Linked DNA regions of Homo sapiens: region 1 is linked to region 2. Evidence: chromatin loops called from intact Hi-C (ENCODE). Cell type or tissue: transverse colon. All regions are shown on one strand. Each heading gives the region's core, and the rest is flanking DNA. Links, peaks and the distances in the headings are about the cores only. Region 1 has its middle 85 kb from the start of MIR466. Region 2 overlaps RBMS3 (RNA binding motif single stranded interacting protein 3).

Region 1 (4,401 bases), core at 71-4,070, 1.8 Mb before region 2:
GTCAAATTGTCAGATGGGGTTGTGCTCTTTCCAAGGGCTCTAGGAATCTTTCCTGGCCTCTTCCAGCTTCCGGTGATTCCTGGAGGTCCTTGGCTTATAGCAGCATCACTCCAATCTCTGCTTCTGTCTTCACATGGCCTTCTTCTCAGTGTGTTTCTGTGTTAATTTCTCCCTCTCTTATCCTATAAGGACAGGCCATTGGATTTAGAGTCCACCCTAGTCAAGGATGATCTCATCTTCAGATGCTTACCCAAATCACATATGTGAAGACCTTTGTTCCAAATAAGGGACACGTTCTGAGGCTCTGGACGGACATACCTTTTGGAGGCCACCATTCAACTCACTAGAATAGGTTTACAGTGCTAGGCAATGCACAGTGCCTCTGTCTCTATAATTGTGTGATGCTCTACCTGCCGCTAGCTCTTTCACACATGATGTATAAGGATGAATGAGAGGCCCTGGGAGGCTGTGAGTGTCTGGAAGCCAACACAGTCAGATGGCGTTAAGCTGCCTTGATTCCTTCAGCAGTAGCCGTCTGTCAGTAAATAAAAGTCCAGACGCTTTGCAGAGCTAATGTGTCTTGAAGTACTCACACTCTTTGAGAGAAACTTGAGAAATGGGAAAATTGGGCTCAATATGTGTGAAAGAACTGTATCCTCTTCAGGGGAAAGCCAGTCTATACGTTTCAGAGAGCATTATTATTATACAGAGACACAAACACACAGAAACTAAGTGAAAAATCATATCTGCTAATATGCTCATTCTGGGGACTTGCCCCATTTCCCAGGCAGTTTCACGAAAAACTTTCCCTCTGAACTACCTGAAAAGAATCAATACCCACTGGATGAGTCATCACAGCCCAGGCTTCTTCCACAAACACAGCTGGGGAGGGCTGCTTAATGCAGTGTCCATTAAGGTTAACGGGCACTTCCAATAGGGTTTTTTCACGTTTCCCTTGACCAAGTTCAACTCACACTTCATCCAGACAGGTGAGTACTAAAGACTCATGTTTCATGAGTCCAGCTGCCCTGGTCATTTTGATCAATTCAATTTTTGGTTTCCTGGGAAATGGCATGGATGCCTGACTGTTCAGTGTTTGTCTTCGGGCAATTCAACACATTCAGTTTAGTTCTGCAAATGTGTCATTGGAGACTGTTCAGTGTTGGGATGCTGTGTTTGCCAGGTGATTCTACCTCCTGGGACCACATCCAGTGGGAGCTGGCAAAGTAAACAACCAAAGGTACAAGGGGAAGTGCTTTCCTCCAAGACTGTGCAGAGCTCCATGGCAACCTGCATGGGCAACAATTAATTCTTTAACTTTTTTTTTCTTATTGCAAAAAATAATCAACATTTCTGGTAGAACATACAGATAGGAAAAAAGAGAAAAACCGGAACTACTTATAATCCCATAACACAGAAATAACACTTCTTCACATTTGGTCTGTATCTGCATCTGTATGCATCTTTGTATCTTGGCCTACATTTGTGCCTGTCCCTTTGTCTGTGTGTGTGTCTTTATCTGTAACTAGATCTATATTATGCTTATATTTATCACTATATTTAAATAACATTTAAACATTTCCCATATATGTACCTACACATTTTATTTTATAATCTACTTGTTTACTTAACAGATCATTGCAAACATATTTCCATGTTACATGCATTCTTCTTCAAAATTTTTAGTAGCTGTGTATTATTCTATTGTATGGACAGAAGTTAGTTATTTAACCAATCCTGTACTACTCTGAATTTAATAATTTTATAGATAAATTTGTACATAAACCCTAATTTTGTCCTTAGGAAAACCCCTAAAATTGAAGCCTCAGTGTCAAAGTTAGGTATGTGTATGGAGCTTTTGCCTCAAAGGAGCAAGAAAATTTGCCTGGGAGGGGTTGGGAAGGAGGGAACAGGAAAGCATGACTTTTGAGTTGGGGCTTCAAGAAGGAGCAGAGTGTGGTGGAGGGGAGAGGTGACAGTCTTGGAAGAAGAGAAAAGGGGCAGGCAGGGGACTGCGGGGTGTGTCCAGGGTGCAATCTCTGAGCTCCTGAGTTCTGGGGGTGCTGTTGGGGAGGGCCTGGAGGTGTGGCCTGAGGGTAGCGGAGGAGGAAGGGAAGGGGACACACACACTGCAGATGTATCCAAATCTTTAGGGTTTTATGTTTCAAAGTGCACATTCCTACTGCTTTCCTTCCAGGTTTGAGATTTTCGTCTCTGCCCTCTCCCTTTGAGAATCCCTGTATAATAAGAGGCATGACTGATAGGCAATGTTGCCCATAGGAATAGTGTGGAGGCAGGAAAAGAAGAATCATTGTTAGGAACAGGAGGGAGCCACTGAATGTTTGTGGGCAGAGAAGTGACAGATTCCATGGAATTCACTTAGATATGCTCTGGGCTTCTCAAACCATCCGTGGTGAAGGACCAGCTGTTTTCTGCCTTTTCTCATATATTACAGACTGATATTTTTAGAAACTATAATAAAAAATGAGTTACTAGAAAAATGTAATAAAAAGGTACAAAATGCAAGCACCAATTATTAATTATTAGTTTCAACAGACACAAAATAGCTTGTCAAATTGCTACAAAAGCTTCACATGCTTGTCTTAATCTCTGTTCTCTCCTCATTGCACACCTGTAATCAACAGTTTGCCAATGTCCCCACTCTACAAATGATAGCATGAGTGCAGCCTCTGCTCTGCAAAGATCTGATCTGAGGGAGAGAGGCTGATTAGGAGGCTGTATGCTGTATTTTAGAAGACAGAGAGCAGATCAGGGCCTGGTCTAAGGCAAGAGCAGGGGTAAGAAAAGGAGGGAAGACAAATGAATGAGTAAGACTTTTGGTCTTATTTCAGCCATTTTGTTTTATGCTTAAAAAATGCTTTTGATTAGTTTCTTTGTTTTCTGTCTGATGCTACAATTTTTTAGGGGTGGCTTTTATTTTCTGTAATCATTTGGAAGGTACACATTCTGTTTATTAGCACTACAAGTAGTTTTCATTAAGTTTTTCAAAAACGTATGGCACCTTTATTTCTCCAAACTTGATAGAGGAAAAAAAAAAAAGAAAAAGAACCATTGTCTTTTGACCTCCCATTCTCTAAAATGAGAAATGCTCTACATTTCAACTTTCTCCTACTCTCCATTTTTCATTCTTTACTCTTGTTAATATAATTTGGGGGTTATACCTAAATTCTTATTATTAAACTATTATTATATGGCTTATATGTCTCATTTCATGATCGCTTTTGATATATTATAACCATATTTATAATATTCATTTAGATATAGCTCTGTGTTTAACTGGGTTCTGTGTTTACTGTTGGTGCTTTTATACCAAAGCTTTTTTTTTTTTAAAAAAAAAATCAAGTTCATTTATTTTGAATCACCTCTTGCTATGATGAATGAAAGCATTAAGTAAAATTGCCAGGGTAACCAACTGGGAGTGTGTGTGTGACATGAGAAGAAAAGCAGCCTGACCTCTTGGAGCCGGCTGGCATCACAGCTAGACTTTAGTGCTCTCCTGTTGAAAATAACTTCACAGAGCATCAGTGTCAGACCAGGCTACTCTGTGATGATGGTGGAGCATGACAAAGACAAGACCACTTCATGACCATGTCTGAACACAACAAAACATGTACATTGTACAAGCCACAGAAGTGACCAACCATCCCCCTCTCATGGCTAATACAAGGGATTGCTGCTTCTTTACCAAGTACAGCGTTAATCTTTTCTGGTCTTCCCACATTCTAGATAGATAAGATTTATTAAGATACCCATTCATAAGATACCCCTGCTTCTGGACATCAGCCAATCCAAACCAAAGCCCTACACACTAAAATCACTTAACACAAAACACAAATCCTACAAATGCTTTGTAATGCCCTCTCACTAACAAGACTCAAGGTTTCCCACGGTGTGAATTCTCCCTCACTGAAATGAGTAATAAACCCAACATTTTTAGATGTGTTCCTGGTGGTCTATAGCTGGAGGGCATTCACAAGGAGAATTATTGCTTTGATGGTCCTCCTTATTAGCCTCCTCATATCTACCTCCTCTACCCAGTAACTTTGTATCCCTGCTACCACTCTGAGACCAAGCTAAGATGATGGAGGACGAGAGAAATAGAGATCAGTCAGGTGAATCTAATTGTCTGGACAAGGCCACAGTCATGTGAAGTATCCCCGCTCAGATCTGCAGAAATCCCCAGACAACTCATAATCTTGTGAACAAAAATAAATGTTTATTGTTTTATCTCACGGAGATTTTGTGGTTGCTTGCTTTGCAGCATTATTGTGGCAATAGATAATGGGTACAGTTTACTGTCTAAGAGTATATTTCTTTTGACAACCTACTTTGGGGAGAATTATTGGATCATACACTTTTCTTCGAAACTTTATAAATTTG
Region 2 (4,401 bases), core at 145-4,144:
GTGTGTGATTTTGCTGTTTAAAATGGTCCCCACGTGTAGTGGTAAAGTGCTCTCTAGTGTGTTCCTAAGTGCCAGGAAGCTAGGATGCACCTTCCTGAGAAAGTATGTGTATTAGATAAGCTTTGTTCAGGTATCAGTTACAGTGCTTTGGCCTTGAGTTTGTAAATTATAAACTTAATTTTGATTTGATTGACAAATGTCAATGAATTAACAATATCTATTAAGTAGGTGTCTTTAAACAGAAACATGCAAAACAGTTACACATTAACTGGTTGATGAGAAAGTTGTGATCAGAGGCTTGTGGGAATCTTACCCTACACTTTCCACAGGAGCTCTGGTTCAATATTTGATAATCCAGTGTTTGCGGTGACTTCATAGAAAAACATTCTGTGAATAACAAGAATCGACTCTACCTCTGTATTTCAAACTTTAAATGTACTTGCTGTAAATGGTGTTAATTTTTATTTACTATACAATTTAATTTCCCTAAAATCATAATGTATACAATAAAGGATAAGACAATTCCTGCTTTCAGAATCCTCAGGCTAACAGAAGAGATGAAAATGTATTAAAGAACTAGAACACAGGGTGAAAACTGTGATGATCGAGATATAGGCAAAGTGAAACGGGAACATACATGTATGTTGTGGCGAACGATCCTGCAAAAATTGGAGACAAAATGTAGAGTGCATTATGAAATGCATGTGAGTTTCTTAGGTATGAGTGAGTGTTCAACAGATAGATAGGGAGGGAGATGGAGTAAATAGAGGCTCAAACACAAATTATTCAACTATGACTTCATGAACAAAAATGCCAAATACCAATGTGCTATTTTGACGTTGAAATGCATAGCTACATTTTAAAAAACACTCAGATCTAATATTATAAAATTATTTGGAAATGAAGTATTCATTAAACTACTAATAGAATTTTTCCTGAAACTATGTATGTGACTCTGCTTTGTCTGTGACCTAGATAGCCCTGAGGGTTGTTTTATATGTTGGGCTACAACATTAAGGTTTCTTGGATAAATGTTCAAATAAGTAAAAGAGTTATCACTGTATCGAATCAAAGAAAAGGCAACAGAAAATTTTTACCATGGCAGAATACCATTGAAACTATACTCTCATTCTACTTACTTCATTTATGTTAAGTGCTGGATATTCTAGTCATAAACTTAGTTCCAGAAAGTGATTACATATGTGGAATAAAAGACACGATTCATAGAAAGCGTCCTGTTGGTGCTTGTCCTGGGTGGTGACGCGGATTAGAGACAATAGAGCTCTTGTTCTTCCATGCCAATATTTTTAATAGATCCACCATTGTAGTATACTTCAACTTTCCCTGGGAGAAATTACCAGATCCTTTCAAAGATGTTGAGAATTACCCAGGAATCAACATGGAGGACACAGTGCTGCAAACAGTATTACGGTGTCTGTGAGTGAACAGAGGGAAACTAATCTTGCCAGAGTCCCTTCTCCTCACTCCCACCCCAACAAAAGAAGAGGGATGAGTGCTTTCTAAATATGCTGTGCCCAACTCCTGCTAACTCAGTTTAAATTCATCAGCAGCTGCAGCAAACTTACAGATGGTGCCAGATCCCAGGAGGGGAATACCTACAGGGAGCTGGGGCCTCCTGGAAAGCTATACTTTCTCCCTTCCAAAAGCTTAACATCAAACTATTCTCAAGGTCCAGAAGTTCTGGCAGAAAAAGGGAGTTGAAATGCCTAGGGAAGAAATTTTTTTTCCACTTTGGAAATACAGAGAAAATTTACTTAAGACTGTGATCACCTATTGCTACTATCATTACAGTCACTGGTTGTGGCTCTATCTTGTGGGCCAGTTTCTCTTCCCTCACCTCCTCCAGTTCATTTCCTCTGACAAGTTTGCTCACCAGGTCCCTCAGTCTTAGCACTTTTCACAAAGAACAGTGCAAAATAGATGCCAGCAGGGCCAAAGGGAGATGCCAGCAGGCTGTCACTTCATCACCCCTGGCTAGCGTGGAATGCCAGCAGCTCATATTGATTCTGCCCTCTTCCAGCCAGCCTCTAGTGCAAGCATGCTCTGGCCAGTGCCCCCACAGTGTCAGCCACAGCTGCCAAGAAATCTCTTAACTTTACGTGGTCTATAAGCATCCTAATTCCAGCCAGACACCACAGCTCAGGACGCATGCAGGACAACCTGCTGGAGACGACCCTTGCCAGGCCAAAGCCCACCATGAGGCTGGAAGAGAACAAACCCAGAGAAAGCCTCAAGGGTTTGGTTACTAACTGGGTTGGGGGATCTGGCAACAGAGACATGGCCTCAGGCACACTGCTCGGATTCGCTGCAATAACCAGCTGCTTGTCTGGCTGCTTGTCGCCAAATAGTAATCTTGGCATGTAGCCATTAGGCTGGCACCAGGTCTGAAATGCTGCAGTTCAACAATTTTCACCAGGCTGTGCCAAACCAGAGACACAGAACACTTCCTTGTCTAAAATCCAATCCAGTGGTATCTACTTCCTGTGGAAGCCCTAAGTCCCAGTTTTCTTTACCTAAGTGGAGTAAAAGCATTCCAGAGAAAATGGCTGAAAAGCAAATGCTACATACTAAAACATATCTTCCAAATGAGTTCAAAGTCAAACATTTGAGATTAGCTAAATTTCACATCCTGGAAGCAGCTGCCCTTGTCCCTGAGGCTTCTGTCTTAGCAAGCAAGGGAAGCAGCGGGGATTCAAAGAGCTTTCAGTGTAAACTCTGTGAATATGTAGATTTTCTCCAATGTATCAACATATTAATAGCAAGATTACAAGTATTAGGTTCTATACGTCCAGAATGCATTAAAATTTACACCAATTTTTAAAACATTTTCAGGCTATGTAAACTTGACCCTGAAAAATGTATATTCAAGCATACTTTCAAAATTTTGCATGCAATTTTAGTGACCTCTTAGAACCCTTGTTGAGGACCCAGCTTTACCTTAACTTATTCTGTTTATTATAAAATTCCTGGTTTGAGCTACTCAGGAAGGATAGTGACAATGTATGTTTCTTTCCATTTTATTGCAAGTTTTTACCTGTTTTCATAAACTATAACCTAGGTCCCCTACATAAAATCAAGCAAATAAATGTCAAATAATTTGATGGGACATTAATAATAACTGATTCCTGTGGCTCAACAGCTGAAACTCTTTCTTATCTCCAGCTTTCCTGGACTGGTTTCAATTCTTTTCGCAAAATATACCAAACAACACTTGAAGTTGGCTTACGGGCATTCTAGGTGTCAGAATAATGTAATTATTGACATTTGAAATCCTAAATCTCTCTTTTTTTCCCAATTATTTCAAGAAACCTTGCTTTTGGTATAGATTTTGCAGAAATTTGTTGATTCTAGATCACAGAGTAAAATATATGAGAATGCTCTTAAATAGAACCAGGTCAAAGCCTCCAAAAAAAGGAGGCAGGTAATAAGCCATGGGTTTTCTCATTTTTGCTTCCATTGATCCAGATGGCAAGACTGTATATCTATGCTCTGTTTAAAACTCGTCCACACACCCTGAGGATTGTTGAAAATAGGAGGTACAACAGAGAGTTAAATAAGCTGAGAATCAACTGGGAGGGACATTTCCTATTGAGAGGGAGCCATATATTGTACATATCACAGCCAGAGACTACGAGCTTCTTACACAGGAAAATCCCTGTTATCTGACGTCATGCCTAAATGTATAACTTGACATCCTTCAAGCATAATGGACACATCTAGATCCAGAAAACAACTGCTCTGAAAGTCCATGGCCTAATTTGTGTTTGTTCATGCAAAATATCCCTCATAACACTCACTATGCAACTTTGATTTTTCCTCCTCTTTTCAGGGGAAACAAAGGGGATTAGCAAATTGTGTTATTGAATTTAAGGTGGGTTACACCATGATTTGTTCACACGATTCACACAGGATATGCTGCAACAACATGAACGTGGTATGCTTGGAAACTTTCTTGAAAAACAGTTGCATATTTACTATCTAAGCTGGCTAGCAAAGAATATCCAGGTACCTGTCCATTAGCCCATCTCAAATGAAGCACTGTAGGCATAAATGAATAAGCACACTGCCAATCAGTTCTGATCCAAGATGAAAAAAAGTGACAGCATCCTTCCTTCCCCAGTGGTTTTGTGCAAAACCTGCCATGCCTGCCCTCTCAAAAAGTAAAGGATCCTGATCTACTTAAATATCTGAAAAAAACAAAAACCACAAAATCCTCATAAGTAGAAGGGAAAGCTGAGGATATTGTAGGTAATATTGAATTTTGCTTAATTATATATTAGGGAGACACTAAGATGCTGGTTGAGTGGTCTTTTTTCTGTGGACCATTTCCTGATGTCCCCAAATTTTACCTTTACTATCTTTATTTTAAAAAGCCTAGAA

Evidence for each region. Peaks named below come from ENCODE experiments on the same cell type or tissue, not always from the same donor. Only the 100,000 strongest peaks of a DNase experiment are listed, where the experiment ranks them.
Region 1: it touches region 2 in a loop (22-fold over the local background); 1 of 110 quality-filtered maps calls a loop at or near these places.

What each region holds. Positions count from the first base shown.
Region 1 is chr3:31,244,831-31,249,231 of GRCh38, reverse strand. No RefSeq gene overlaps it. Among named protein-coding and RNA genes, the nearest start is that of MIR466, 85 kb to the right of the region's middle. RefSeq lists an enhancer at 3,622-3,691. In transverse colon, for the core only: no CTCF peak of the experiment used is centred there; no DNase peak of the experiment used is centred there.
Region 2 is chr3:29,451,397-29,455,797 of GRCh38, reverse strand. The region is part of intron 2 of RBMS3 (RNA binding motif single stranded interacting protein 3); the gene reads right to left. Among named protein-coding and RNA genes, the nearest start is that of RBMS3, 170 kb to the right of the region's middle. In transverse colon, for the core only: no CTCF peak of the experiment used is centred there; a DNase peak (open chromatin) is centred at 2,407.